Regions from separate parts of the Mus musculus genome. Here regions 1 and 3 are each linked to region 2. The links are chromatin loops, found by intact Hi-C in ENCODE. Cell type or tissue: left cerebral cortex. All regions are shown on one strand. Links, peaks and the distances in the headings refer to the core of each region. The heading gives the core; the rest is flanking DNA.

Region 1 (10,400 bases), core at 1,313-9,312, 340 kb before region 2:
CAAAGGATGATGACTTAGCAGTAGACTGAAGCTTACCAGCCAGTAGCTATTACAACAATCAGTAATGCTAAATGAAATGAAAAATTAGGAACCAGTGCTACACAGAGGAGGAAAATAAATGTTTTTAAAAATATACAGAAGGAAGAGCAGAAATAAGCACTGATCCCTATGATGTGGATGTGGGACAAATGCATTCTGTCCCTTGTCTCCAGTTTCTAATAAATACTCTATGCATACAGCCTTTATAATATAGAGAAAAAAACATCCAATGCTATTTTTTTATGATGTCTTCTATATGCTATGCCTGGTATGCTGTGTCATCTTCACTAATGATTTTTTAAAAGGAAGAACCTAATGCCAGGGGATCCCTCATTTGTTTTGGAAACACAGGAAGCAGCACGGCTTTTGGGATGTTTTCCAGTGTGACCACTGAACAAAGCCATATGAGAGCTAGAGGAATTTCACAGAGGCCTGCTTACAGGGGGAACATATTGTGCTGGCTAGGAAAAAAAAATTATACAAATGCAGCCAGATAGTGAGATTAATGAAAGAAGAAACCACTTTGCATGGTGGTCAATCTTGAATAATTTAAAGGTAATCAAGACTAATTTCAGGGTAATAAGAAAAGCTAGGCCTGGTAGTGGCATTGCATGCCTTTAATCCTAGCATTTGGGAGGCAGAGGCAGAGGCAGGTGGATTTCCTACAGAGTGAGTTCCAGAACAGCCAGGGCTATACAGAGAAACCCTGAAAGAAAAGCAGATTTCAATGAGGGACTGCCTAGATCAGGTTGGCCTGTAGGGGGCAGTGCCTTGACTGCTTAAATCGATAAGGGAAGGCACAGGCTGCAAGTGAGCAGCACCATTCCCTGGTTTGGGACCCTCAACTATATAACAGTAGAAAAAGGCAGCTGAGCACTAAGAATGCATGCATGCATTTGTCTCTCTGCTCTCAAGTGTGGATGTGATATGACCAGCTGTTTTCAGTTCCGGCTACTGTGACTTCCTTGCTGTCATCAGTCTGTAACCCAGAATTGTCAGCTATAAGAAACCATTTCTTTCCTTACTTTCAGCGTATTTTATCTCCACGGAACTGGAAGTAGAACAAACAGAAATAAAACAAACATACCTGTAAGAAGAAACTAGGTATAGTCTCCCTGTAATAATGAGTAGCAGAAGCTTGGAGCTTGAAGGGCAGGAAATAAGTTTTCTTACCTGGCAACATTCCCAACGTATGCGATGGCAATGACAAATGAAAATCTAGAGACCGAGAAGCTAATAATGACCTTGTTTCAATTTATGTGGTGTATGTGTTTAAATTGTAATATACATACATATTTAAACATACACATACATACATGTATGTGTGTGTATATACACAATATGTGTGTCATTGTGAGTGCATGCATACACATACACACTTACTTAAATATGCATAGCCTTATTTTAGTGGGTCAGACTACACAGAGCAAAGGCATAACTAGCCTAGGTGTGATGCTCATTCAATCAGAAAAAGAAATATGGAGAGCTGTCACCAGCAGTTCTTTTATACAGGGGGACACTCAAGAGCCAGGAAAAGTGGTTTGCCCAGCTTCACTAAGAGTGACAATGTGGATACCAACTGTGGTGAATGCTTTAGGTGTGGTGTGTACTCATAGGAAACCATACTCCTATGAGGTGGTCCCTGGGTAGAGTTTGGACTCAAATCTCACTGGAGACACTATTGAATAGAGTTGAGCCCGGATAGTACCCCAAAGTGTGACTTCAGACCACAAGCTCCTCACTCTGATTCTAACTGGGTGGTCTGGGTGTTAGAATTTTAGGCTTTGGGTCCAAATGCTCATTGTTCTTTACCACTGTAAATGCGAAGGTCACCACGGACAGATGACAAGTCCTGTCATACCATTGCATACCACGCCCCTCCTCTCAGACCTCCTAACAAAGGCCAGCTCCAGAAAGTAGGGAGTTGGGTCATCTGTAGTTAGCTGCAGTAAACCGTGAGGTCTAGAAGAGTACTCGGCATATGACAGGAACTCCATACATGTTTACTGAATAAATGAATTAATTTTGTGACAGAAGAGACAATAGAAAGCTGTGCAGCTACAAGGTATTTTCAGCATAGTAGAGGGCAGCTCTGGGCTCATTTCGGCTACTGTCAATGAGAAAAGGTAACAGATGAGAAACTGGCACCCTTGTGGTCTGCAAAAGCCACAGCAGAGAGGAAGAGGTCTCGAGTGTAATCTCCAGGCCACGGTGTGGCCTTTCTCCCAATTCCAGGAGTGAGAATTCCATAGAGGAATGTGCTATGCAAGCAGAGGGCTTGGTGTCTTGACTTAAGACATTCACTGAGCATTAGCCCTGAAAGGGCTCTAAGAAATAGAGAACTTGATTGTCTTTTGATGGTGGGGGGGGGCAATGTTGGAATGTATATATATATTTGATAGTCAACCTATACCTAAGATACATACAAAAGTCTTACAATTCAATAATAAAGATAAATACTTTTCTTTGCAACAGGGTCTTTTATAATTGAGGATAGTTTCCAAATTGCTATGTGGCCGAGGCTAGTCTTAACTCTCAATTCTTCTACCACTACCTCTCAAGTGCTGGGATTGCAGGAATGAGCTACCATCTCTGGCTAAACAACTTGTTTTTATGAGGCAGAATATTCTAATAGACATTCTATGACGTAAGGTAGCTGGGTAAGAAGTAACTACATGAAGAGATTCATGCAACCATCAGTCATCTGGACATTTACATGCAAACCACAAATACTATATATATATATATATATATATATATATATCACACCGTCCAGACCAGTTTAAAAAAGATCCATTTCAAGTAATGCAAAGGAACTTTCACATAACATTGGAGGTAATTGAAACGGTAAAACTGATCTGAAAAAGTTATGTCATTTCTTAAAATCTCTAAGCATATACAAAATTTGGTGTGAGTGTGTGAACATTTGTGCTTTCCAGGCCACCTGATCTGTCTTTCTAAGTAATAAGCCCCTTAGCACATGCACCCCCCAAGTGCTACTCACCCACAAATACTGTGCACCCACTAGTACTGCTCACCCACAAATACTGTGCATCTACAAGTCTTGAGCATCAACTGTATACTGTACTCTGTAAGCCCCAAAGAGCTGACATGTTCCAAGGGTGAGTACAGAGGCAAATGATAAGCCAATGTAAAGACTGTAAACTGCTGGTCCTTTGCTAAGGTGACATCTGAATGGAAACTTCAAGGAATGAGGAATGGCATGGCTGTCTGGAGACATAATCTTCAAGAGGATGAGCAAGCAAGCAGGAAGTTGAGAGGCATGCAAGTGCTGGTATGACAACACTTTGCAGGGGCTGACGAGGTATGTGGATAAGGAGAAGACCACAGCCCAGTGTCCCAACCAGCGTCAGGGTCAGGGCTGTGAGACCTATGGGACCTGAGCTGAGAATGCATCAAAGCTTCTTTTGGATTTTTTGCTGTTGCTCACTTGAAGTACATGAAAAAAAATTTAAGTCTTTTTTTAAGATTTATTACTTGTTCTAGATCCCCACAAGCATGGCTACGGAGCAAAATCAGAACTATCAGAGGCTGTAAGTCCAGCTTCACTGTTGGTTCTGCTTCCATGCCTAATAACTTGTGTTTCTCTAAGGATCTTTATTCCCAATTCAGTGGGGCTCCAGATGTGATCTGGAGAAATACAACTGGAAGACAATAAAAGAACAGGACAATGTTCAGCTTTAAGCTAAGGCACAGGAACAATGGCTGGCACTTATGTGATGACAGGATGATGATGCTTCCTCCTGAGCTGTGTCTCAAACAGCATAATAATTCATCAAGCTCAACGTGCTCAAGTACCTCCATTTTACATAAGAGTCAGTCGATCCCCTAACAAGATCAGTCACCAGCCAAAGGCTATAGAGCCAGCAATGAGCAGACTGTGAGTAAAAACTACGGCTCTGGCATCCAGACCCTACTCCACTGGTGGTCATCATTTTAGCATTTAACACAGTCTTTCTGCTTCAAGAACCCCCACTCCCTGCCCCAAGGCCACCAATTTAAGGGCCACTGGTCAGTATAGGAGTCCTAGCCAGGAGGGAACTGGGGCTGGCAGTGTGGGGCTGAAAATCCATGAAGTGACCCCAGGACAGTGAGTTATGATTCTAATTTCTTTTGATAAATGGCAGAAAAACAAACACCTCACATTTGTAACACATGTAGATACAGGATGGGAATTCCACTGAGACAGGTAACTTGAGCAGCCTGATACCATGTCATAGGCATGCTGACTTCCTGCAGATTAATAAAATAAAGATCTAGGTCAAATATGCATGTCCCTGAGTTGACCCTATGTAGGAAGTTCATGGTCACGCTGGTGAAGAGATGCCCAGAGGGAAGAGTGATGGCCTGGTTTCTATTGCAGAGAGAGTGGAAATTTTACTTGGAGATACTCATGCTTTACTCTCTTGTACCAGAAGGCGGCAATGTCCCCCTTAAAACTCAAGCTACAGGCAGAGCCAGTTATCTGATATAACCCAACAGATCATAAGCTCCTGTCCCACACATGCCTGGGTTACACCCAGACTCCAGGTTGCAGGGACCCTAAGAGTTTACTTCTAATATTAAAAGCAGCAAAGAAGTTGTTTCTCTCCTAGCTTTGTTCTAACTTGCTGCTATTTTTATGATTACTACTGATCCTTTAACCAAACAAAAGTTATTCCACATTTTAAAAGTTGAAGATTGAGAACTAAACAAAACAAAAGCAACTCAGCTTTTTATGTGCACGTGTATATGCACATGTATTTGGGTTCATGTGTGTGTGTGTGTGTGTTTGTGTGCACATACGTAAGCAGTTTAGGGATCAAACTGGATGTTTATGTAGGTGTATCAGATCTAAACTCAGCACATCATGTTTATGTAAGCATGCACCTTACTCAGTGAGCCACTTTCTTAGCTTAAACATAATCTGAAATCTCCTCCACTTTCAAAGTATTGGGTCAACAACAAAAAAATCTCATTTCTTGAACAAAAGAAGCTTCTAGCCAATATTCAGGCCTTAGAAAGACTTATCTGTCATGCTTTCCTACTACACTCACTCTGGCATCCCATCCGTCTCTTTCCCTATGACAGTCTTCTAGTCCTGGAGCCTTGCAGCCACCAGGTCAATCTTCTCATTCCAACACTGAGAAGAAGTGGCGCACACCACATATCCCTGAGGACTGTGAAAGCTGCTTAGGTCTTCCTGCTTTGTTGGTATCAATAAAAGCTTACAAGAAAAGGTTGAAAAGAGATAACTAAGGCAACCAGAAAGCAAAGGCTTAGTTCAGGCCCTGGAGGGGCAAAAGGACCTGTTTTCCATCACACTTCCTATTGGTGGAGACTTTGCTGAAGAACAAATCAGGCAAGAGGGACCCTGGGAAGTTCTTTCTAAAATGCCACTGGAGTTTCAATCACAGAGACTTTTGACACTTATTAACTTGCTGCACAGATCTTCTGGCTTAGCACAGTTAAAATGTTAATGTCTTGTTTGGACTCCTTCCATTATGCCATATGTGAGAGAATTCCAGTCTCAGTAGAGAATATGACAATTAGGGAAAGCAGCACAAAGTCCATTGACTTTCTGATAATGTTTCTGGGTGGATCCATCCTGTGGGGGCTTCCATGCCACTGGGAGATGGTCTCAAGAAGAATGGCAGCTGAGGTTTGGAGTTCAACTGGAAATGAGAAGGACAATGCTGCCCTATAGTGCTAAACAAAGAAAAAGCAAGGGATAATTTTTCTGTGACTAGAATATGTTATAATCTATAAAAAAGCCTCCTGCCTCAGTTTGTGTCTAAACAACAGCATCTGTTTCTAGGATACCCCTACACCCTCTATCCTGGGTGTGTTCCATAGCAATAATGACCCCTGGGTATTTCTGAACTGGTACAGAGGAACATTCTCTGTATTCCTTACCTGTGTAGAAGCCCCATTAGAGGAAGAGCCAGTGTATTGGTATCTAATATATTTGTATTCCTTGTGCATGAACAGCAACTGCAAGTGAGGCAGATATTTAGAAAACAGTTTGGCCATTCTTCAAACTGAAATGGAGTCATCATATGACTTAGCAATCCAACTCCTAGAGAATTGAAATGAATGCCTACACAATAGTTATGGACATAAATACTCATGTGACATTATTCACAATTGTCAGACAGTACAATATGCCCAAAAGCCTATCGGTTGGTAAAAGCATTAAAAGTGGTGGCATCAGCACAGAGTAGATAGAATATCATTTGGCCATGAAAAGAATGAAGAACAAACTGTTACTACACGAATGAATTCTGAAAATATTAGACTAGATACAAGCAGTCACTAAAGAACACATATCAGAGAGATCTCTTTATCTGAAATACTGGAACTTGAAAATCATACAGACATGTGCATGTGTGCCTTTGTGTGTATGTATGAGTAATGAGACAGCTCACAAATATGAAGTCTGTCTTTTGGGGTCATTCCTATGTTTTTAACTTTGGTGATGTTACTTGCTCAAGTAAGTATTTGAGCACATTAAAATCCACTGAATTATAAACTTTGAAAAAATGAATTTTATGGCTTGTGACTTACATTCCAATCAAGCTGTTGTAAAGATAAATAAGAACTGTGGTTTGCTAATAAAACACTTAAAGGCTCAGTAAAATGTACAACTCTTGAAATATTAACTATTAGAGTCAACGCAAACTTAACTAATTAATAACTTTACCACTTTGGAGAATGAGGTAGGATGATTTCCTCTGTACCATTTGTCAGAAAAGGCCCTTAATCCACTGTTAAGCATTTCCAGTAGTCACACCAGGATCTACTGCTTAACCATCGGTTTTTGGGATATTCTAAAAAATTAGATATAAGAAGATTAAATGAAATACTTTCTAGGATCCAGAGCCAACATCAGTACCCAGACATTATATGGATAATGTATTCCAGGAAGAGTTCTGGCAGACATACTGTATGCAGGGCATGTCCCTTTTTCCTCATGCATTTATCCTGCAATATATGAGAATTCAAAGAAGAGGAAGAACAACACAAACTCTTCAAGAGGGCATTAAGCCAGAGGAATAGAGTGGCTTCTTTCTATAGTCCCATTGAGTAGAAGGCTGAAACAGGAGAGTTACAAGTTTGGCCACCTTGGGCAATAAAGTGAGGCAGTATCTCAAAAATGAAATAACAAAATATAACAAAATAAGGGGGTCCGTTTTAGCAATGGTGACAGGTCGCAGAAGGCTGGGCCATGCCAGGCTTTTAGGCAGGAGAATGAACTCCAGAGAACAGGCAGAACTCACTACAGACATAGGATTTTTTTAGTAAATCTGATGAATAAATCCAGAATGCTATGTGGTTCATCTATTTGTCTCTGACAAAAGATAAAAGTTCCAAGGCTGTACAAGATCCAGAGCACAATTTTGCCTGATTTGAGGGAACGCTGTACAAGGTGGACATTGGGGAGATACCTGGGGGACAACAGAGCAGGAGTCAATATACTACAAAAACCATCTCAATCATTAAGAATGACATGGATTTATTCTGTTTTCCTTTACTCTTGGGAGTGAGGACTTTCCATTTTTAAGATTTCCTTCTGTTCTCTTTGTATATAAATTAATCAATTATGCAATGATTCCATCAATCTACCATTCAGTTAAATGTTGGCTAACACACCAAGTACAATGATGGAAATGCAGTCATGGTTGCAGAGAGACTACCATGAAGTTTTCAGCTGATTGTCTCAAATCTCAAGGAATAGCCAAGGTGGCAACTGCATCACTACTGAAGTAGCTTAAAGATCTGCATTCAGGGATTAAAACAAAAAAACCAAAACCAAAAACAACTCAAAGTTACAACCGTACTTTCCTAATACTGACCAACGCTGATGCTCCAGATGCAGATGGATAGAAATACACATGGCTACATGCTGGTGCCCTGTGGCACCCCATAAAGATAAGTCAATGGGGCTTCCAGTGCTGTGATGCCCTACAATAGCAGTTGGAAGGTGAGACTAGACTACCCTGGGAAAGTTAGTTCCTACATGTCACTTTCTTCATCTAGTCAGTGTCATGAGTGACAGATCACAGATCTCCCATAAACCTGAGTGCCAACTTGAACCATTCTTATCAGCTGTCTGAAATCAGTATGACTGGCAGGTCCAAAAACAGGTATGACAACTCTTCAACAGAGACTAGGATTTCATTACTCCTCTGGGACTTCTCTTGATGGAAAGTATAATTATCTGGCCAAAGTGCTGAATATTTTAAAAGGAGGTAAAAACACTAAAAAAAAGAAAAAGTCACTGTGTGAGCACATGAAAGACATGAGTTCAGATCCTGGCAGCCACTTAAGAAAGTGAGTATAGTCATGTATGTAGCTCCAGTGCTGGGCAGGTGGATCTAGGTAGATTCCTGAAGATCCAGTCAGTCATTCTAGCCAAGTAATGAGCTCTGGGTTTAGTGAGAGAATCTGTCTTATGAGAGAAAGTGAGGACAGCAGTGGAAAATAGCTGACATCAACTTCAGACATATGTGCATGTGTACACACATAGGACTTTCAGTCTTTCAGCAGTGGCAGTCAACAGATGCTCATATTATTTGCAAAGACAAGAGCTGTTTGGTCTCTATAGATACCTATACGAATTTGGATAATTCTAAGTTATTCTAATAGCTGCTGGAAAATTTTACTAGCATAGTTAGCTGGCGGGTGGCTCTGTCCATGCCTGCAACAATGACGGGACTCTTTATGACAGTGAGTTCTATTTGTAATACCTTCCTCTTTTCAATTAGATTGTCACATAGTAGGTTGCCTCCTATCATCACCTCCGTGGAAGCTGGTGGTTGGCTGCCTCAGGGAGTGTGTGGGTCCCTCCCTCAGAGATGGAGGCTCACAGAGTCTTTAAAGTCAACAGCTCTCTTGAACCTCGGAGCTCAATGTGTGTGTGTGTATCACATAACATGTATGTGAAAGTCAGAGGTCAACTTGCAAGAATTAATTCCCTCCTTCTACCAAGTGGGTCCTAAAGATCAAACTCAGGTCAATAGGCTGAGTGGCAAGGAGCCTTTATCCCCAGAACCATCTCACTAACCTGATGCTCTGGTTTTAGGTGTAACTGTGTTTATTGATCACAACCCTAAGTTAATTTGTATATAGATGGCAAACTACCTTGCTCTGACTTTTGACCATTTTTGAAACTCAAATTTCTCCTTTAGTTTCTTAAAGTTGTGTTTGGGGAGATGGCTCAGTCAACAAAGTGCTTTTAAGGCAGGAAGATCTGAGGTCAATGCTTAGAATTCACATTTAGAAAGCTGTGTATAGTAGGCACACCTGTATTCTCAGCACTGGGGAGGGAGCCCTCAGGAAAATCCCTGGGGCTTGCTGGCCAGCCAGCCTCACCTATTTGGTAAAGTTACAGGCAACTGTGAAAGGTCAATAGAGAATAACTCTTCAGGTCTCCACATGTGCGCACATATAACTGTGCATGTACAAGTGTATATACACATAACTCCAAAGAAAAAGAAGTCCTAAAATTGTTCCTCATTTTTCAGGTGTCCACTTTTTTATTGCTGAGCATATGTTTTATGAATGATTTTGTTTGTTTGTTTGTTTCAGCTCCCAGATTATTAACATCAGGTTTGTTTGATATTCTAGGCTGTTCTCTCCCCTACCTGTACCACTATCCCATACTACATGATGATGAAGTAAGTCCTGGATTTTCATTGGCCCATAATTCAGCCATGAAGCAGGGTCCTTCTGGAAGAGCCATTTGCAGGTATGCAGATTCTATGAGTACCCACTGTCACTGGCAGAGCTTAGACAACAAAGGGATAACATCAGCATAATAAGAACTCAGGAGCCCAAAAAGAACACCCCACAAGACTTTAGCTCATTCCTCTGTAGGAGGTGCTAGGTTTGGAGAAAGCCTGGTACACTATGGCCTCACAATGTCCAGCAAGGAATTGGAGCTCGCATGCAGCTGACGGCAGCAGGCAACAGCCACCAGGAACAAAATTCTTTTGACCTGCAGCCTCAGTCACTTCACAAGCTGCTGAAAATGCTGTGTTCTCAGAGTTCCAGGTCCAGTAGCTCAGAGCCTGGAAGAATGGGCATGAAACTGGTTTTTGTTAGATGGGCTTGGGGGTACAATGTACCCCAAGACATCAAAATCTTGGATTCTACTTTCCTCAGTGAGGGTGAGGCAAAGAGAAAATGGAACTGCAACTTTCATATTGAAATGAAATCCGGCCTCTTTACATTGGATATAGTATAAACAGAGAAAGCCTTAAACAGCATGCATGGAGATGAACTTTAGCCAGGATTCATGAGCAGAAAGCAGGCTTCTGATTCTTTATAGGTCTGCCTATAATATGTGGTTGTCTATG
Region 2 (10,400 bases), core at 1,060-9,059:
TATGGTGATCCGAAATTTCCAACACAGGTGGGAAATGAAAGTTCCACGAAGTGACCTCAAGTTGCCCAACTTCATCCAGTCACACCTGGGTCTGCTGCAACTAACTCCCCTCCATGATCACTCCACCAAACTGTGAACATAGGGCCACACTTTCATTTACTAAATCATCTGAGGCACACACTTTGACTACTTCCTGGAGTGCAGAGCTACTAAGAACCAGTCACCACAGTAGAGGTAGAAAAAAATCCACCCCTTATCCTTCCACCTGCATTTCCAAAGAACAATAAATGCCTCTCCCAGATGAGAATCTGTATCTGTCAGCAAAACTGGTACATACTTTTGGCTTATTAAGGATCCACACAACTATTCTGGAAACTAAAGGAAGGAGGCAATGATGCCTTCTAGTCAGCCACACATGTTAACCTTATTCATATACATCAATGCATCTGAAGCAATAGCAATCTAACTACAGACTAACACTCAAGACCAGATGCCTTTATGAATTAAACAAACAAACAAAAAAACACAAAGAAAGAAACTCGCACAAGACCATGTGCTATGCAAATCCTCCTAAACTCTAGAGCTACCATGGAGAGCTGGAAAGATTAGCCAAGCCCTTTCTTTCCATTTGGCCTTGGTAATTCAGAAAAGGCACTGTTAAGGGCAAAAGCTCTGCCAGTAGTCAGGACTCCATTTCCATCCATGTCTGCTGCCTGTCCAAAGCAAAGCCCATAATGTGGCAAGAGAGGCTCAAATTATGGGTGAGACTGCACTTTCCATTCTACCGGGGCCTGTGATTACCTGCAATTCCAAAATTACCTCTGCAGAGTAAACGCCTCCATTGCACTCCATTCCTAGAACAAACTCTCTTCTGAGAACTTGATAAGAGATAAAGGTACTTGGGGATGGGGGTGGGGGGACACACAACCGCAAAACAACTGATAGTACTGTGGCAGTGAAAGAACTGTCAGCACGTGAGTGCGTGTGTGCACACTCGCGTACACCCCCCACACACACACACACATTTAAGTAAAAAAAAAAAAAAAAAAAAAAAAAAAGCCAAAGTTAAGATAACAAGAAAATCAGAATCCTGGGAACAGTGAGTTTACCAAGTGATTTGTTCCATATACTTAGTTGGTGAACTCAAACATTTAAATAAGCCATGCTTTTCTTTCTGTACAAATCCCATACTGGGCTTCATGGCAGGTAAGTCTAGTTGGCTATCAAATGAGACATTCTATTTTATGGCTCAAAGTCCCCAACATTACCTAACAACAAATGAGTCTCCTAAAACTGTCCATCAGGATTGTATTCATAAAATAATTTCAAATACCATAAAGGAGCAGCCATTAAACAGAGACCCACAATAAATCACTTTTGTAAAATAAAAATCTTTTCATAGCTCAAACAATTACTTATCTTAAATTACTTGGTTTTAACAGAAGATTTTATATGCCAAACTTTCCTCAAATATAGTACTCCCCCATTTCGCTTCAATATTAAAATAATAACAGACTCTCAGAATCACATTGCACTTGAGATTTCTTCTTTCCAATAAGCATTACACTCTGTCCCCAGGGAATCCAGAAGCAACAAGTCAGGGTATATTCTTCCTGACTTGACTTTCATACTTTCATCTTTATCCAGCCTCTCCACTATAAGGTCAAATGGGAAGGCTTTCTTCTGAGAAGATCCCAGAAGGGCCAACTCTTGTATTTATCTACTACATTGTTTTTGCTTTGTTTTCTTTCTATCACAATGCAGGTCTTTCTCAAGTAGTTAGTAGCTAAGTACTAGTGTAACATTCCAGGATTAACCAGTTGGCACCATATACAAGAAGCAAGAGATTGCTCATATGTTCATGGCCTCATGTATGAGAGGTTTTATGACGTTTGTAACCAAGAGCAAAGGCTGACATTCTTTTTAAGCAAGTCTGTTTTTGACTCTAAGTCTTCTCCCATTTCAGAGCAGAAAGGTAAAAACCCTACCTGGCAGTCTAAACCTTACCACAAACTAGCTCAGGTTAGTCCTTTCCCTCTCGGGAGACACTAACTTAAAAGGTACAAGATAAGCAATACTTTACTGACAGATGGTTCCTGGAATCCAAGGAACACAGGAAACCTGAGTTGACAATCTGACCCCACTCAATGCAGGCATGGAGGGTGCAAAGGAAATGAGAAAATACAAGCACACATATAGGTACTCATGTGTAGGCGCGCGCACACACACACCTTTTACCACCTCTATTTTGGCTCCTGCTCTTAAAAAAATTAAATATACGTGAGGTAAGCTACATGTTGTCCACCTAAGGTCTATCACCTTCCCTCCAGAGGACACCTGTGGGGACAAGGAGCACCCAGACAGGAGCTTAGCACAACTGTCATCTGAAAGGCTTCATCCAGCTGTTGATGGAAACAGATGCAGAAACCCACAGCAAAACATTAGGAATGCTCAGGGATTCTTGTGGAAGAATCACATATGCAGCAGTTGTACAGCTTGGTCTTCATGTAGGTCCCCTAACAACTGGACTGTGGACTGAGTCTCAGACTCAAGATGCTTGCCTGCCTTTTGATCCCTTTCCCCTAGCTGGGCAGGTTTCTCAGGCCTCAGAAGTTGGGGGTCAGGGGGGTGGGGGAGCTAAGGGGTTGGGGGGGCAAATTTGATCAAAATGTAAAGTGAATGAAGAAAGAAAGAAAGAAAGAAAGAAAGAAAGAAAGAAAGAAAGAAAGAAAGAAAGAAAGAAAGAGGGAGGGAGGGAGGGAGGGAGGGAGGGAGGGAGGGAGGGAGGGGAGGGGAGGGGAGGGGAGGGGAGGGGAGGGGAGGGGAGGGGAGGGGAGGGGAGGGAAGGGGAGGGGAGGGGAGGGAAGGGAAATTTAATATACTTGGTCCTGGAAAGAGAGAGAGAGATACAGAGACAGAGAGACGAAGAGAGAGAGAAGGTAGGTAGGTAGGTAGTTAGGTAGGTTGGTAGGTAAGTAGGTAGGCAGGCAGGCAGGCAAATAAAATTAAATGTACTTACTTGGTTATGGAGATCACAATTCCAACTTTGACTTTCCACTCTCTCTAATAACCTGCAGACAGGAGTGCACAACTCCACTGTTGAGTTTCTTCCTGACCACATGCAATCAGCCCTCAGATTAAGAGGGTTTAACTAACAGCAGAAAGAAGCATTAGAATTTGTGTCTAGGGCTGAAGAGATGGCATGGCAGTTAAAAGCACTTGCTGCTCTTGCAGAGGACCTGAACTCAGTTTCTAGAACCCACTGGCAGTTTCCAACTGTCTATAACTCCAATTCCAGGGAATCCAGTGTCCTCTTCTGACATCTGGGATACAGACATGCATATAGTACACTTTTCTTTCAGACAAAACACTCATACACATAAAGTAAAACTAAATCTTTAAATAAAATATAAAATAAAAATCATATCTATGCTAAACATGTAGACTTTTTCATTTGGTCATTTAGTCTATAAACATCACACTGTAATAAGTATTTATGTACCATCTACATTGGAGTAGGTATTATAAATAATCTAGAGGTTTTTTAAGTTTCTATACAAGCATTATTCCATCTTATAAAAGTAGCTTGAACATATGTGGAATTTGGTATTAAGGGGTAAGGACCTAAGAACCAATCCCTGACAGATATGAAGACCCAGGAAAACACTAGAGTTTAGTACTACAACACACAGAAGTAGTCAGACACATGCAGGAATACTCCCATTTACAGATAAAACTATTCCAACAGCAAAGAAAGTTAAGAAGAAAATAGAAATGACTATAATACAGAAGCCATGTTCTGGTGGGAAGCACAGTCATAACTCTATCTGGAGCTAATACAAAATAAAATGTATTCTAACAGAAGGCAGCTTTGCCCTTGCCATACTGTATTACGTGTTAAGTAACTGGGCCCTTTTTTTCCCACTACTGTGTAATTACACATGAAACCGCAGATGTCATTCATGTACACAGAGGCCTGACTTAGGCTTGAAAAGAAATCCTTTCTTCATCTGCATTGCTAGCAGTTTTTGAAAGGACAGGAAAAATGCTCTATGGAGAAAAACATGGACACCAAAACATCTGTCTATGTTTAATAGTAATATGAGATAATCAACTACCTCTGTTGGAACTTGCCCAACAACCATTCTTGCCCCATTTTGATTTCATAGAGCATGAGACTGAGGCACAATTGCTAGTAAGGGGCCCAGTCAAGGCACTAACTTTCTGACTCCAAGCTTTCCTTTTCTAGAAATTCTCCTTTTCCAGTTGCCATTCCACTGACTATTCATACACAATGTATACTGGGGTTTCCACACTGCTGTCTTCCTTACTCCCACTAATGTAGAAACTTCAAAGTCATCCTTTGAACATACCTGCACAGTTGTACACAACTTGCAGGAGTGAATGGCTGCCTGCTACAGCTGATCACCAATGAGACAAATGAAGAACCCTTATGACTTCGGCACAGAGCAAAGCATTTGCCATTAAAAAAAATCAAAAACAAAAACAAAAAACAGAATCAATCAAATCACTACTTGCTACACTAAAAGCAAGAACAGTTAACTCTACTGAAATCTACCTACTGATTTCCAGATATCAACATCACAGTGCCCAGCACATAAAGCAAAGCCACATCCCCAAATTGTCATTGTTCCTGCCTCACTGACCTTACAGAATCCAATACTCTGCCTCAACTTCTTCTGCCACCCCTACCAAAGGGATTTCCCCAAATTTATAAGCCTCCCTTCATGCCTTAGGACCACAGCCCTAAATATTTTCTTCCTTCAGTCTCTTACCCCTTGGTCCTACTGCACCTATGAAGATCAATCCTTAAAGCCCTAAGAGAAGGATGAGACTCTGTGTTGATCATTTTTCCTAGACCACAGTAGCCATTCTCCTTAAACTACCTACATATGCACTATACTTATGAGTAAAAGGTCACAGATGCAATCTAACAGACTCTGGGGTTCCAGGTACTGAAACAACTTGCAGAATTTTGCAGGTTCTGAACAAAGTCTAAGTCTACATGCTAAATCAAGCTTTTAAGACTCCAGCAGGACCAATATCTTGGTGAAAATTGTCCTTTGAGTGCCAGTATGCTGGAATGGCCAGTCTCTTAGACTCTTCCTTCATCCCCTGTAAGTCTTTCATAAGAGCTAGTTGCTATGGGTAGACCTGGGCCAAGGGACTTTGATCTTTGGGGAAATACAATTATCTTCTAATTCTGCTGTAGGAATCCCAGACACTAATGATTTAACGCTGTTAAAAATGGAGAGCACATCTAAGTCCAACCACACTGTCAAATACTATGTTACTATCTGTGTAAGGAATGTACTTTTAAGGGTATGACAGCAAGAAAATTTAAGTTTAATGGAATTAATTTCAGAAATGTCCTGAAGAAGTGTTATTTTTGAAGACTGAGTTATATTGTCCAAAAGCACATCCCCACATCGTCCCCCAAAAAGGAGGGGCTGGGGATGTATCTTAGTAGTCGTCAGAGCACTCACTCAGCAATCATGAGGCTTGGTCCTCAGAAGTACAAAGGGGATGGAGGACAGTTACCAGCACCATTAGGGAATTTAAAGTTAGCATGAACTAATGTTAAAAAGGCAGTTTACAGGAGCCAATGTTCCCAAAATGTATAGCCCTTATATACTTAAACCACTGTATTTGAATCTTACCAGATATTCCCTTAACACTTTGCAGTTAACACCCACACAGTCCACATGACATTGTAGAATAAACCAGGCCAACCATCCACTCAACAGTGCAAGCACAAACTGAGTACCAAAAACTTACGATCATGAGCTTTCACAACAAGCCATAGTCATTTCTAGCATCTGTTCCTGGTCTTTGTGCTTTGGTGACAGAATAGAAAACAATTCCCCCTAGTGTCCTGTAGGCGGCTGAAGGATGGAGAGAGACACTGGGAAAAGCAGACTCTTGCCTTCCAGCACTGACTTTAAAGAACAGCTCAGGAACACAGATCCTAGAAAAACCTTGGTGACCTAGACAAGAAGTATTCTCATAACTTATGAGAGGATAAAAACCTTTGATTTTATTTCTAAAGCTCATCCAGTTTCAACTTAAAAGTCAAAAGAATCTATATCCTTTCACATCAAAATATATTAGTCCACAATTCAGACCATTTCTTGAAGCACTGGGAGCCCACACTTGCAGGCAGCCTGTGCTCACCCACACTGGTGGGAATGTCTTCTTTAGAAGCCTCCCTGTTCTCCTACGGGAGTTCGCCTCCTTTCTTTGGCAAATCCACTAACATCTAAATCCTCATAGCTTCTGCCCTTCTGTGCAGATCCTTCCTTCAGTTCACTTTCCGTTCTGAAATTAACAGACCCCAGCTCCATAAATGTGCGTTCTCCTCAAGCAATTTTCAATAAGGAAAAGCACTCTTTGAAAATACCCAAGAGATGTGTGAAACCTTCATGGAAGTTTTCTCTTAGTCTGCTTTTTTTTTTTTTTTTTTTTTTCCTGCTCCAGTAAGGTCCCAACACACAGATGAGTAATTGATTCATATCAACCATTTGTGAGAGACGAGAAAAGAAATCACCACTGTTCTTTTCCTAATTTATATCATTCCCAATCTGGAGTCTATCAAAGTGAATCCTGAGGTGGGAAGGCAGGAGAGGCAAAAAGAAACATCAGCCTCAGATGCCTGCCTCCACTCATAAGAAAGCACTTTGGGTGCCCGCCTGTGTCAGAAAGGGTGGCGTGCCACTCCCTCCAACCTCCCTCTGTCGCCCTAAAGGAAGAAAGAGTATGAGTTCTCTTTTGAGACACTTACATAAGACTCAGTAAACTTCCTGTGACATTCACAGAAAATGTAAGCTGCTCTTTTGCTCCCTCGGGATATCATTTTAATGGACTGAGTGACAAAATTCACAGATTCAGAATTCAGCAGAAACCTACTCAACTGAGGTACATCAGCACTGGAACAGGGAAAACAAAAAAACAAAAAACAAAACCCAAACCAGTGCATCCCTATTAAAAAGGGTCACCCAGGAGATGGACTGGGTCAGCAAAAGACAATCTGTTCCCTCTCAAGTGACCCATTTAAAGTCCAGAAGTGCACAGGTTTAATAAATCTCACACTGGTAAAGACAGCTTATAGAAAGAACTATCCTTACAGAGCGGGGGCATTTCAAGGCGATGAACAGTATAACTTCATGATAAACATACTTATCATTCCAACCTCCAGAAGCAATGACATTTACAGGAAGCTCTGAGTAGACACTGATGACTACAAGAAGTTTAGTGTAACAGGACAGACCAGGTATGTTGGTTGGGACTCCCCCTCACGGGTATCCATGCCATCCAACCACTTTATCCTAAAGAGCTTTTGGAAAATGTGGATGCATACACCCAACCCGGCCTCTTTTCAACCTATTGGAAAGTTCTCTGGGCATCCCATCATAAAAGGCAGGTGAACGTCGAAGAAAAGCAGGAAGGGTCCCAGGGTGGCGGGAAAACAATACCTCCAGGTGTTACTAAGAACCTGCCCCCTACACACACACACCAACTCGCTCTTGCCTATCAATATCTTGTACACCTAAGAGCATGTCAGGCCCTGAGACAGATCCTGGGGACACTAGAGATTGGGGTCTTCCACCTCCTGCTTTTCCGGGACTCAAAGCCAAGTCAGAAACGGTGTGCCCATCCTTTTTACTAGCATCCTAAGCACACCGGGTACCAGCCACAGGTTTGGATAAGTTGTCCAGCATTGCTCACTAAAGCGTTCCCACGATGGTTCTCTCGCACATCAGGGCTCTTACCTTGGCCTTGACTACATCCAGGCAGAGGTACACTCCGAAAGAGCTGAACCGCGTGGTGCCACTGACGCCTACTAAGTGCAGTGGGTCCTGGTGGAGATCCCAGCTGGAGCTGTTCTAACCCGACCGACCGACGGTGCCAAGCACAGACTTCGGGACAGCCTTGGGCTCCAAATATCAATAGGAAAGGTCCGCCTTGCCGGGACTGAGCACTCTCCCTTCTTTCTCCTCCTCCGAGGCGGCTGCCGAGAGCTGCTCTACGCCAGAAGGACTCTTCCAAGCCCTGGGCGCCTCGCATGGGCAAGGGCCTGGGGGCCGCCCTGGGTTGGATCCGGGAAACCAGCGCCAGGAAGAAACGGGGAGCCGCAGCTCTGCCGGCTTCACCTTCCGCGCCCCTGACCGCTTAACCCCTTCAGGGCAGGGCCTGCCCGCAACCGGCCCGGCCAGGCAAGTACACCGGCAGCCCCAGCCACGGAGAAGAGGCGAGGCAGGAGGCAGGAGGCTGGAGGCAGCTCAGCCGGACCGAGAGACCAGCGTGGCGAACGAGCACTGGGACCGACCGTAGCTGCTTGCGGTGACCCTCCCCCCCACCCCCCGGGCCTGCGCCGCCCGCCCGCGGCTCCGCGAGAAGCGGGCGCTGAAGAGGGCCTCGCCCGGGCCTGGGGCGCGGGACCGGGGGCGCGGGGCCGGGATAGATGCTCCTTGGAAGGTCACGGCCGCCGGGGCGCCGCGAGCGGGACGCAGCCCGATGGGTGCGGGGAGCCCGGGCGGGCAGCCCCCGCCGCCACCTTGGAGACGCGCCGGCTTCCCGGAGCGCTCAGGTTTGGAGCCGCTCGTCCGCTGCAGACGCTGTGGGCAGCCTGGAGCCGCGAACGGACAGGCGCGCGATCCCCGCTTCCCGCGCGGGGCCGGGAGAGAATCGCTGTGCGGGGACCGGCGTGGGAGCGCGCTGGCGGGCGCTGGTGTTGGAGCTCCAGGCTAGTCCAGCCGCCGCCGCGTGCTTAGAGCGTCGGGCTCGTTCGGCAGCTGCAGTGACTGTGTGTCTGTGTCATGTCTGTGCAGCTGGGGGGCGAGGGGGAAGGACCGCGATCCTGGGCTGGGTTCCGAGCGGGGGCGGGACCGGAGCCCGCCTCGGGGCCACGCCTCCTCCCCGTGATCGCATGGACAGCCAATGGGTAGCGCCAGGAATGTGCGTCTCTAGTGCCCGCCCTGCCTAGGCTACGCCTACGACCAAGCGCCTCCCTCCGCTCCTTGGTTCATTGGAACGCAGGCGGATGAAACACCCGGAGCCCGGAGCCCGGGCCGGGTCTCGGGAAAAGGGTGCTAGCTGGAGCTCCCCGCCCTTCTTTCCCGGACTCCGGCTACCCCAGATTTGGATGAAAGAGAGTGAAGAGAGGCGGGTTGAGTTCGCAATTGTTGCTTCCGGTTTGCGAGCAGGGTGGGTCACCGTGCCACTCCTTTTACAAAATAACGGTTTGGGGGGAAGTAGGAAGTTTACCCTGCTTTTCCTTCGGTTGGGAACGCGGCTCTCCCCTAGGTTGACCGGTCATGGGGCAGCCAGAGCTGTGAAGAGGCCCGATTTGAGCGGTTTGACATCATCTTGCTTGGATTCTGGATCCAAGAATCCTGTGCAAGACTCTGGTCCCCCTCACCAGAGGAAACTACATTTTTGTGTCCATATATACACGCATAGATGCACCTCCTTTCTAATTTTACTCTTGCTCAGAGCCCCGCTTTCAACGTCCACTAAAGGGACATCTAAGCCTCCGGATGTTGATGAGGAAGGTGAGGATGCGGAGAGTCCGCCCGGACTGCGGAAGGAGCGGAAAGATTTGGTTATAGTAAAGGGGATGGGATGTCCCTTGGGAGAATACCCTCCCTTGAGGCTGAAGCAGAGCCTGGGTGAGAAAGAGGACCAGAGCGGACGGTCTACTCCCACTGGAAGACGGAGCTCCGAAACTGCGATCCAGCTTCCGGGTTTTTTCCTCAACTAGGTCCCTTGGCTTCTGGGGGCCCCTTCCCCCAGAGTCCCCACCTCCCCCAATCCGTAGGAGCCACTGAATCTCTGTCTTCCCCTGCGCTTATCTCCTCCGGCAGCCCACCCACTGTCTTTTAATGGCTGGGGAGGATGGAGAGAGGTGGGATGCCTTAGAAAGGGCTTCCTATCTCGGGACTCTGAGCTGACTATCTTACCCGAGGTGGAGCATCACTCTAATCTCGCATTCGAAGATCCAGCTCCTCTCTGATCCCATCCCTCATCCCCAGCTCTGGCCTTGATACCTACACCCTTGGACCGTCCTTTGACCTGCTCGACACTCTCGGCTTCCCTGCGTTCTCTAGAAGCCAGGACCCCTTTTACCACCAGCAGGGGCTCTCCCTCAGTTCCCAGCGCTGTTTACCTAATCAGTAGGAGCCTAAGTCTTGGAGGATGCGAACCGAAGGTAGCGGTTGCTTCGGAATAGTTAACTGCGATGCTGGGGTCCTGATGTCTTATCTCTACCAGAATAAGTCTTACCACGAACGTTGCAGGGATAGCAAATCGTATCTGGGTTTGATGCCATTATTGTGTCGGAAAAGAACATTATATGGTAAAATAGTATCTAATATCCTAAA
Region 3 (10,400 bases), core at 1,279-9,278, 59 kb before region 2:
TTTCCTGTCCTATTTTGGCACTGATGGCTTTATCAGAGGCTCTGGGTATCCTCCCAACTTTACTGAATAGACTTCCTGGATAGACTAGCCAGTTCCTACTATCACCACCTACTAAATCCCACCAACTGGATTATTTGCACCAATGCATTGATCTATTTTTAAATATATTATTTCTAAGATTCAGAGGTAGAGTAAATGACTGTTGCATGCAAGGCCTTGTATTCAATCCTCACTATGGAGAGAGAGAGAGAGAGAGAGAGAGAGAGAGAGAGAGAATATTTCTGTGTATATATGTCTATGTCTGTCTGTCTGTATCTATGTCTCTGTGTGTGTGTGTCTATGTCTGTTTCCATATGTACCACTATGAAATACAATATCCAAGACAACTCTATTTCTCTAAAAGAGTGCCTCATTCATAACAGGAACAAAAGTTCTTGCTAACTGAATGAACTCAACTGTCTTGAGGTTTCTAGCTTTTGAATAGCTCATTCTCTGTATATTACTTGCCAATACCCTACCATATTAGTGAAGTAACAGTAGACTTCAGACTCTTGTACTAATACACTGCAAGGGACACCTTCCAGGGTCTGAAATGGACATTCTATCAGTTGTCTTCCTCTTTGTCTTAGTTAGGTTTTTATCACTGTAAAGAGACACCATAACCACAGCAACTTTTATAAGAAAAAACATTTAATTGGGGGCTGGCGTATAGTTTCAGAGGTTCAGTCCATTATCACCACGGCAGGAAGCACAGCAGTGTGCAGGCTGATGACATGATGCTAGAGCTAAGAGTTCTACATCTTCATCCACAGTTGGCAGAATGAGACTGTGCCACATTGATGTTGCTTGAGCATATAAGAAAGACCTCAAAGCTCACCTCCAAGTGACACACTTCCTCAAACAAAACCAGACCTACTAGTAGTGCCACTTCACACTAGCCAAGCATTCAACCACATGATTCTATACAAGCCATTACTAATCAAACCCCCACACTCCCTTAAACCAAAAGGTACAAATTCTCAGCCAGGCCCCATCAACACTGTTTGAACATGGGAAATCCTGTGATGGCCATGTCAAAAACCACAGGGTTTTCTGTAACACTGAGAAGAAGGAGTGGAAAGGAGAGGGGAGGGGAGAGAAAGGGGGGAAAAGAGAAGAGAGGAGAATAGATTTCAGGGGGTGAGGAAAAGGTGGGGAGAAGGGGGAGAGAGATAGAAGAAAGAATAAATTTCAACAAGATTGTGAATTTGTAATAACAAACACTCATATACCTGTCCATAACACCCTTAAGAAGGGCTAACTTATAGGAATAGACCAGCAGAAGATAACATGTGAAAAATGAAAACCAACTGTGAACAAAGGCGGCGACATGAAAAGCCTTTGTAAATCGGAAAAACTTCCTGAGCAAGTGAGGGTTACTAAGAACACCTGAGCCCAAGAGAGAGGTCAACCCCACCCCAGGAAACTGGACACAGGTGAGAACGCCCACCTCTAGCATCCACAGGTGGCAGCACAGTGTCGATAAGGACAACTGAAGGAAGGGGACAGTCACCTGAAAGAGCAGCATAGTGGCCCTGGCCAGCACTGAACAAATGTTGTTCGTTTTCCGTGTAGCCTTAGGGCAGGAAGGTTCCACACATCCATGCAGGAGTCAGCAAACATTATGGAAAAGGTCAGGTTGTAAATCCTTGAAGCTCTGCCTGCTGTACAGTCTCAACTGTAGCTATGCAAGCTGAATGAAGTGGTAGGCACATGGGTACAGAAGATGCAATATGTGTTGTTATGGGCCTGCAAGGCTTTATTGGTAGACAGTGAAATTTAAATCATTTGTCATTTCCTCATGATAGAAAATAGTATTCTTTCAGTGTTGAAAATAGTATTCTTTCAGTGTTGAAACTGTTCACAATGTAAAAGCTCAGGAAGGCAAAGTGGCTCACAGTTTGCAGACTCCTGCTCTTGATCACTACCCAGTATTCTCTCTTATCGCCCAACTTGAATGTAAGGTTCTCTTACATTCTATGCTAAGACCATATCTGCCAGACTCTCCTCTACTCTATTTTCATTCATTTGTAGAACAGTAGGATAGACAATTTATTATCATTATCATTATTATTATTGTGTTTACTTGAGCTAGGGATATGACTTAGTTGGTACAATGCTTGCCAAACATACTAAAAGCACTGGGTTTGATGCTTAGCACTGTATAAAAGTCCCAGCACTAGACAGATTGAGACAAGAGGCTCAGGAGTCTAACCTCAGCTATGAAATAAGTTTGAAGTGAGCCTGAGCTACATGAGACCCTGTTTCAAATATAAATCAATCAATCAGTCAATCAATCAATCAATAGTTTGCTTTAATGAAACACCTTTGGCAGCTAAATTGAGAAACATTCTAGAACAGCACATCCCACTAAGGGGTGGACTCTAGCTGCCAGCAGTTCTTCTGAGTAGTATCTAGTGCCCCTGTCTCTCCTTGGAAGGCTTCTAGATGTCACTGATAGTATTATAGAATTAATACCATCCATCTTGCCATGACAGTTCCCCATGGCTTTTATTTGCATCAAGGAAGGGAGGAAAATGAAAGGAATAAACTACTCTCCGAACAGAAATATCCATGTCATGCTGGGGAGGAAGCACGGACATCCAGTCCTCCAGCAGCAGCTTCAGAAATAGCCCAGACAACAGGCCTACCATGAAGACAAACAAAGCATCTCATGGGAGAGGAAAAGGGTGCTGGCCTGGGCACCTGAGGGATGGTCCTCCCTTGTACTGCACATGCTGAGTAGAAAGAAGGACTGGAGCTGAGAGAATGCCCTCATCTTAGCATATCAACAGAGAATAAGCTACTCATACCAAGATTCCCACAGATCACAAAAGCATCAATCACATCTACTAAGAACAAGATTACTCACGCAAAGAATGAGACGATGAATGCTGGAAGGGATCCATTGATTATTTAATAAAAGTCTTAATTCCCCTGGAGCCAGAATGACTTGCCTTAAACTAACCCATTCACACGAGTGAGAAGAAAAATGATTACTGCCTGCCAGCCAGGTATGAGGCCCTGGCACATACATCACTGTAGAGAACCGTGACCCTTACTGACCCATGGCAATCACCTGCTGCAGTGAGTGAGCAGGGGAGACCTGGATTCATACAAAGTCCAAGCACTCTCTGTTGCATAGGATTTAGGAGTCTGTTTATTCTGTTCACTGATGGATTATAAAATCATTATGGGACAATCCATGGCCCAGAGAAACAGCTTCCATGACGAAGAGGGTTGAAACAATGCTAACTAACATAGGAAAAGCATGCATCCACACAGACCGGCCTTAACATTCTATCCAGCTTTAAAGTAATTTGACAAGAATATCACCAAATTGGCATCTAAATTCACCAAGTGAACATCCAAAACCTTAAAGTCTAGGCAAATTAAGAGAAGTCCCACAATAAAGCATTTTGATTGCGACAGCAAAATTGGTCCTAAAAATTAATAGTCTGTTGTGGCTTTACAAACTATAAGACTATTTCATAGCAGTATACATATAAAACTGGTTTTGAAGGCTAGCTCTTAAAATGCTGAGAATAATACAATTTAATCTCTCACTCCAGCTTTGATCTATGAATGAAAACTGTTAGGACTCTCTGACAAGAAAAGTAAAAATATGGTCTAAGAGATTCCCTTTTCTTTTCTCAATGGTATCCAGTAATATACTGTTTCTAATATGCTTTTGGATATTTGCCATCCAGCATTCCTACAGCAGCCCTAGGTGAGAAGTGAGCAGCATATATAAATTCCATCCCTACCCAAGCCTCCCCCTGGCAGATACCCTAAATTAGTTTTGAGAAGTTTCTTAGAGGGCAGATTTTTCCATCAAAGAGAGAAAACTCAACCTAAATTACCCTTTAAAACAAACAGACAAAAATCTAATGGCTTATGATCTGTAAATCCCTGTCAGACAAGGTCTGATATGCCCAGCACTCTTGTTCTTGATCACTTTATTCTCTGTTATGATTTGGATGTCACATGTTTAAATACTTGGTCCCTCCCCAGATGGTGGTACTGTTTGGGGAGGCTGTGGAACCTTTGAGAAGTGGAAACAAGGGAGTCAGTTTGCTGGGGTGGACCTTAAAGGTTATATAGTACAGCCTGGATTCTGGCTGGAGTCCTCTGCTTCCCAGTACAGAGTTAGGAGCAAACCTAGCCAGGTGATTTTACCAACCTGGACAGGACTTGTTCCAGCCCACATGCCTTTCCCATTGCTGACCTGAGAACCAAAAGAAAACCTTCCTCCTTTATAAACATAGCTCACTATCTTATGACTCTGACCAGGTCTTGTGTAATCCTTATGCCAAACACGAGACAGAACAATCATCATTGTCCTTCTCAGAGCCCTGTACCATCTTCTCTTAAGTCCCTGGGAGGAAGTGACCACAGCCCATCCAGAGCAAAAGTGAATGCTAAGCTAGAACATCAAGAGATGCCACAGATATAAGGAGACAGAGAGAATCAGGACTCAAACAGAAATCACAGATTCCAAAATAGTGACGAATCATTTCAAAATGTAGGAGTGAATCACAAGTCTTTCAAACTGAATCTCTTGGCCACAAATAAAGTCTGAAATATTTAACAACTGCCTACAGGGCTTCAAAGAGAGTCAGGTTCCTCTTACAAAACAAAGTTTGTAAAATCAAACAAGGTTACCATTATCTAAATAAAAATCCCTTTTATACTGCTAAATGGCTTCTCACCATGTGCAAAGTCAGAATCTTGTACTTGACGTAGAAAGGAAAAGCTTTTTGCCCTATTTTTGTCCCTACAATAATGTAAAGTACCAAATCCCATTTCTTAAGAAGCTCCAGCGTGTGCATTGCGCTGGCTATTTGAAACTCTAAAATGACACCTATTATTCAGTTAGGGATTATGATCTTGAGCAGTAAGGTGTTTTTAATAAAAAAATAAAATTAAAAATAGATTTACCACAGCCTTTTTAATGAAACTAGCAGCTCTCTCAAGCTTACAGGGAAAATGATATATTTGGGGGATTGCTTTATATATTGACCTGAAAAGTACTGTTTTAAAAATTTCACTAACATTCACCTTTGGAGCAAGTGCACATTGTTCACATGTGTGAATACACACACACACACACACTCCAATCCCCCACTGCAGGGATAGTCAGGCAGTACACAGGATCCCACCAGAACAAATCCCCTGGAACTTTGCATTCTTGACAGCCAGGGAACAGCAAGTGAAGCCTAGCAGATGTGTGACAAGTACGGAAATGAGTCAGCCTAGTACTGTCCAATAGAACTTCTGGGGACAATACACAAAATTCCACACAGGGGCCCTCCACTTCAGTAGTCATTCACTGCATGTGGCCACAGAGACCAAGGAAGCAGATTTTTAATGTAATTTAATTTAATTCATTAAAGGAGTCACAGGTGGCTAGTGACTACGGAATTGGAAGATAGTTTGGATGCTACTCTTAAGAGTTCTCCCCAGCATGGTGGATGCCTTCCTTCCTATTTTGTATCCCAGCATAGACTGTTACCTTCAGATCTCCAAACAGGCCTGTGCTTTCTACTCTGGGTTCTTGCTGACCCCTTAAAGCATACTCCTGGTCATGCACTCTAAACGTAGGCAGTCATCTCTTCTGGGAAGCCTCTCCTAGTTTTTCTCTATAAATACAACACTCAAGAGGCCAACTTTCTTCTCCTTCCCCATTGGTTTATCGGCCACAGCAAGTTCCTTCCACCATACAAGGCAGCATCGTATTGGTGGAGAGAATATTTTCTGCAGACAGCTGTCCAGCATAACTCCTGTCTTTGGCCTATGCTCATTGCCATCTCCCTGACCTCTTGAAGCTATGTCCTCTTTTCAAACCCCAATGCTCCATCTGTAAAACGTGATTACTAATGAAAGCTTTCCCTTCTGATTGTTGTAAAGAGTACAGGAATGATGAGACACAGGCAAATCATTAGCACAGTGCTTGGCAAGCAGCAAAGACTCAATAAAATTGACCAGTCATTCTTATTTATCATTGTTAAGAGCTATTAGAGTGTGTACCTGTAAGTATGGACTAGGTCTTTGCCATCCCTGGAACCCACTCCTAACATACAGCAAGTACTCGTTAAAGATATAAGTTGTTAACAATGCCTCCAGTGGGTGGACGCCAGGCCTGAGCTCAGCTCTAAGGAGTCTCCTAATGCTGAGCAACCAGACTCTGAAGGTAGTACTCTAAAGCTCTAAGTACATTTCAGAAGAAGTAAGCAGGGGAAGTGGGGTGAGATCACAAGTCCAACACTTATGCAGGGCTAACTCAAGCTGCACAGAAAGTGGTTTCCTCCACCCTGACTGCCTCTCCCACCACTACCCAACCCTCTAACCAGGCCAAATCTGTAGCAAAAAAAAATACTAGCAGTGGAAGCAAACCTCACCATGCAGATTAGGGTACAAAGTAAATTTAAGGTCTAACACTAGCCTATAAGAAAAAGAGAGTACCCTCCCTTATTCTTCTAGGTTACCCCACCCCTTCCTTTCCTAGATGGCTACCTGGCTCTAGGGGAAAACCTTCCAACTTACCAGAACATCCTTATAGCCCTGGATTCCCACTGTGCTCTGGAGGTGCTTGTTCCTGGCCCTGAAAGATGGGCTCTCCTGAGGCTCTTCTAGGCTGCTTGGTTTTATTGAAGGCAAATATGGATGAACAGCAGGTGAAACAAGCATTAAAAGTGATTAAATGTTCAATATACAGCCTTCCAGCCCATGTGGACTCCCAAGGAGACTGTTCATTTCCCAAATTTGCAATTTTTGGCTGTCTTCTGCTGGAAGTGATCTGGCACAGCTGCAGGGCCACGAGCTAAAAACTAGCAAAGTGGGGGCTCGCAGCACACAGCAAGCACTTACTTCTCAAAGGACTTTCCTCCTGGCATGCTTCGGGCAGAGAAGGAGTTCAGCAGTTCTGGCTAGAGGGGAAAGGCAGCCTGGAGTGCAGAATGCATAGAGCCTATGCAGGAAGCTAAAAGCCTACAGATTGGGGTAACAGATCAGAAATAGCTGCCAGGAGGCTGGGACAGGCAGTTGCCTCCTAGGTGAATCTGGTTCTCTTTCCTCTCTGGTCTTCCATTTTCTCCTTTATATAGTCAGAGGGTAGTTTCTACCTTTTCTGCCTCTTTCTTTCTTTCTTTCTTTCTTCTTTCCTTTCTTTCTTCCTCTTCTTAAAGTAGGAACTTCTTTCTGTTTAAACAAAATCCTAGGGGGAAGTTCTAATGCAGAAAACACAGAGGTAAACAGGACTGGAACACAACTGTAAAATTCTGGATCCTATTGATTGAGTCTTTACCCTGGCCCCCAACCCCAGAATCTAGGAAGTGCAGGGCACAATATTAGGAAGTCACATTGTCAGATAACATCAGTCACATCAAGCTCAACTATTTCAGGCTATTACCTGTGACAGACCTCACCTTGCCTGTTTATCAGGCAGAGCCAAGAAAAAGGTTTGTCCTAGTTTCCCAAGCCTCTCTTCAGGGAGATTCTGACTCTGCCACACAATGGCAAAGCCTCAGCTGCTCCAAATGACCGCTTCATCCTGCAAGCCTGTCCCACATGAAAGATGCCTACGTATCATTCAACAAGTCCTGCGCCACCTCCAGGAGCAACCTTACTCCACGCCTACTGACCATATCTTCTGTGTGATGACCCTGAGGAAATACTTCCCAGAAGATTGCACCTCAATAATATGGGCCCCTTATTAATCATAGCTGTTTTCCAACCCCAAACAAACAGCTTCCATTGTCCCAGCAAAACACAAAAGGGTTCACATCCACAGATTCTTAGTTCAAAATACCAGGAAAACAACCTTGATAAGAGTCCGTGGCTTCCCTTTGAAACTTTATAGGCCAGGCATCATCGTGTTTATTTCTTTCAGCATTATCCTCAAATCTCCCACAAAGGCTCGTTATGGTCTGAGCACTCAATGACTTTTCCAGACTGAGTTCCAACTACTGTCACAATCTTTGCAAAACAAAAAACAAAAACAAAACAAAACAAAACAAAAAAAACAAAAAAGCATAGCTCTTTCGCAATAACCTGTTGCTATGACAAACACCATAATCAAAACCAACTTGGAGAGGAAAAGATTTATTCAGCTTATATAGTCCATCATCAATGGAAGTCCGGGCAGGAGCTCCAGGCAGGAACCAAAGCAGAGATCATGGAGGAACACGGCTTTACAGGCTTCCTCTCCTGCTTCTGCTCAGCTGTTTCCTCTATGACCCATAGTGGTAGTGCAAACCTCACAGTGGATTAGGTCCTCCCACAAACATTAGTCAAGAAAATCCCCTCAAAGACAAACCCACAGGCCAACTGGAAGGAGGAAATTTCTCAACTGTGGTTGTGTCTTCCTGTCTTTCCTGATTTGCCAAGTTGACAGCCAAGATTAGCTCCCATAGGCTACATTATTGCATTAGAAAGTTTTATTACAAAAATGTCAACCAGAGACTGAAGAAAATAACAAAATAACTCAGTAGTTAAGAGAACTTGCTGCCCTTCTAGAAGATACAGGTTCCATTCCCAGCACCCAATATGAGTTTCACCACCTTCTGTATCCAATGATTTTTCCACATTCCACAGGTATCAAACATGCATATACAGACATATATGCAGGCAAATCACACATAATGTAGTTTTGTTGCTGCTGCTGCTGCTGCTGCTGTTGTTTTTTTAAGTCAAGAGAGAAGAAAAGGAAGAAAGCAAGGACAAAGGAAGAAGTGGAAAAGGGAAATGGTCAAAGGTATTCAGAAGAGAGTTGCTATGTATCCTAGGTTAGACATCAAAAATGACCGGACCATAACCATTTTGGGCATAACCTTTGCTCTACTCAGTCTTTTTACACTTTTCTCTCAAGAATTATTTTGGAACAAAACCCCAGCCCACTATAATCTGGGTCATAAGTATTTATTTAACATACACTGCTGCCCTCTCTGGTTCCTGTCATCTGGAAGCTGAATCTAGAATCTTGATCAAATTTACATCCCTTCAAGACACACATCTGGCTGCAACGGCTTAGTCTTTCTTTATCAATATGATCATTTTTAACATTCTTACTCACCTTCCAAAATATCTCACATCTATACAGTTATATATTATTACTCTTAGCAGCCCTCAACATAACTATGAACACTCAGAAATTTATTTAACAATTCAAGATTACTATTTCTAAGATCAGAACTCCATAAGAAGCAGATTTCACAGGCTAACGTTGGTGAAAAAATAGATTCATGCTGGGCCTTTAGGCTCTTTTGTTCCTTTAAACAAAATATAGAGCTGAGGAGACGGTTCAGAGGGTGAGAGCTCTTCAAAAAGTATGAGCAGCATGGCCATGATTACCTGTAAACTCAGAATAGGGTAGGGGCAGGTGTTTTACTCAGCTCTAAGTTGGAAAAATTAGCAAACATGTGCCCAGAACAGTGGAGAAGAAAAATACAGAGCTGCTAATTAAAAAGTAAACCAGGGATCTCCTGACATACACTAGAATTCCAGATAGATGTACATGTTGTAGAATCTAGTCTTTTAGAAAGTCCCAACCACTTTTCTTGGTTATACACCAAGATTGCATGCCAGGAGAGCAAACAATCCTTACTGTTCACTGTTTTACATTTCATCATTGAGAGGAGGGAATTTCCTGTGATATATGTGATGTTGGGGTGTCTTCTTCTAGCACTCCCCTGAGACACTGTCTCTTACTAAACCTAATGTTTACTCTTTATACTAGGATGGTTGGCAGGAGCTGCTGGGCTAGAGTTACAGGTACTCCAGCCATGCCCAGCTTTTTTTACGTGGGTTCTTGGGATTTTAATTCAGGTCCTCAGGCTGGTACAGCAAGAACTTGTACCTACTAAACTATCTCCACAGTCCCACATTTTGCTTTAAAAAAAAGAAGAAAAAAAAAGGCCAAAGACCCAGTATGATATGATTCAATTTTTTTCATCTTATCTCATTCTTTCATCAGCTTAAGTATAAGCACAGTCCTTACCAGCAGTCACAACCAACCATGTCTGAATGTGGCCAGAAGACAGAGAACCACCCTGCCACCACACCCCAATCCCTACTCCCTCACAAGCAACTGTGTGCCTGTTCTGCTTCATGATCAGGAGCTTGCTGAAAAGCAAAGATGTCCACTGGCCAATTAGCAGTCCCATGAGAAAAGCCAGAAACATGAGTAACCAACATGAAATCAAGCCATCTGTGGCTCACTTTTGATGAAATGATGTGCTAAAGTGGTCCTCTACTCTGCAAGCTCACAATATTAGCACATGGGTGCTTATTAGGTGCAGATATTCAGAAATCTCTACTCTACATTTTAGATACCCAATTTTTTTCTTTATCATTTTTTCTAA

Evidence for each region. Peaks named below come from ENCODE experiments on the same cell type or tissue, not always from the same donor. Only the 100,000 strongest peaks of a DNase experiment are listed, where the experiment ranks them.
Region 1: it touches region 2 in a loop (7-fold over the local background); 13 of 42 quality-filtered maps call a loop at or near these places.
Region 3: a loop joins it to region 2, with 2.1 times the contacts of the local background. A loop is called at or near these places in 2 of 42 quality-filtered maps.

The regions. Positions count from the first base shown.
Region 1 is chr8:73,003,225-73,013,624 of GRCm38, forward strand. All of the region lies in intron 6 of Large1 (LARGE xylosyl- and glucuronyltransferase 1), which reads right to left. Among named protein-coding and RNA genes, the nearest start is that of Mir28b, 8.1 kb to the right of the region's middle. In left cerebral cortex, for the core only: a CTCF peak has its summit at 4,484; a DNase peak (open chromatin) is centred at 4,495; H3K27ac peaks cover 279 bases.
Region 2 is chr8:73,344,676-73,355,075 of GRCm38, forward strand. It overlaps Large1 (LARGE xylosyl- and glucuronyltransferase 1), which reads right to left and starts at 8,865. Exons shown (of 15, transcript NM_010687.2): 1 at 7,791-8,865. In left cerebral cortex, for the core only: a CTCF peak has its summit at 5,901 (motif pointing left); DNase peaks (open chromatin) are centred at 5,835, 6,199, 6,749, 7,343 and 3 more places; H3K4me3 peaks cover 4,085 bases; H3K27ac peaks cover 2,480 bases.
Region 3 is chr8:73,285,547-73,295,946 of GRCm38, forward strand. The region is part of intron 1 of Large1 (LARGE xylosyl- and glucuronyltransferase 1); the gene reads right to left. Among named protein-coding and RNA genes, the nearest start is that of Large1, 63 kb to the right of the region's middle. In left cerebral cortex, for the core only: no CTCF peak of the experiment used is centred there; DNase peaks (open chromatin) are centred at 4,543, 5,365 and 6,901; H3K27ac peaks cover 553 bases.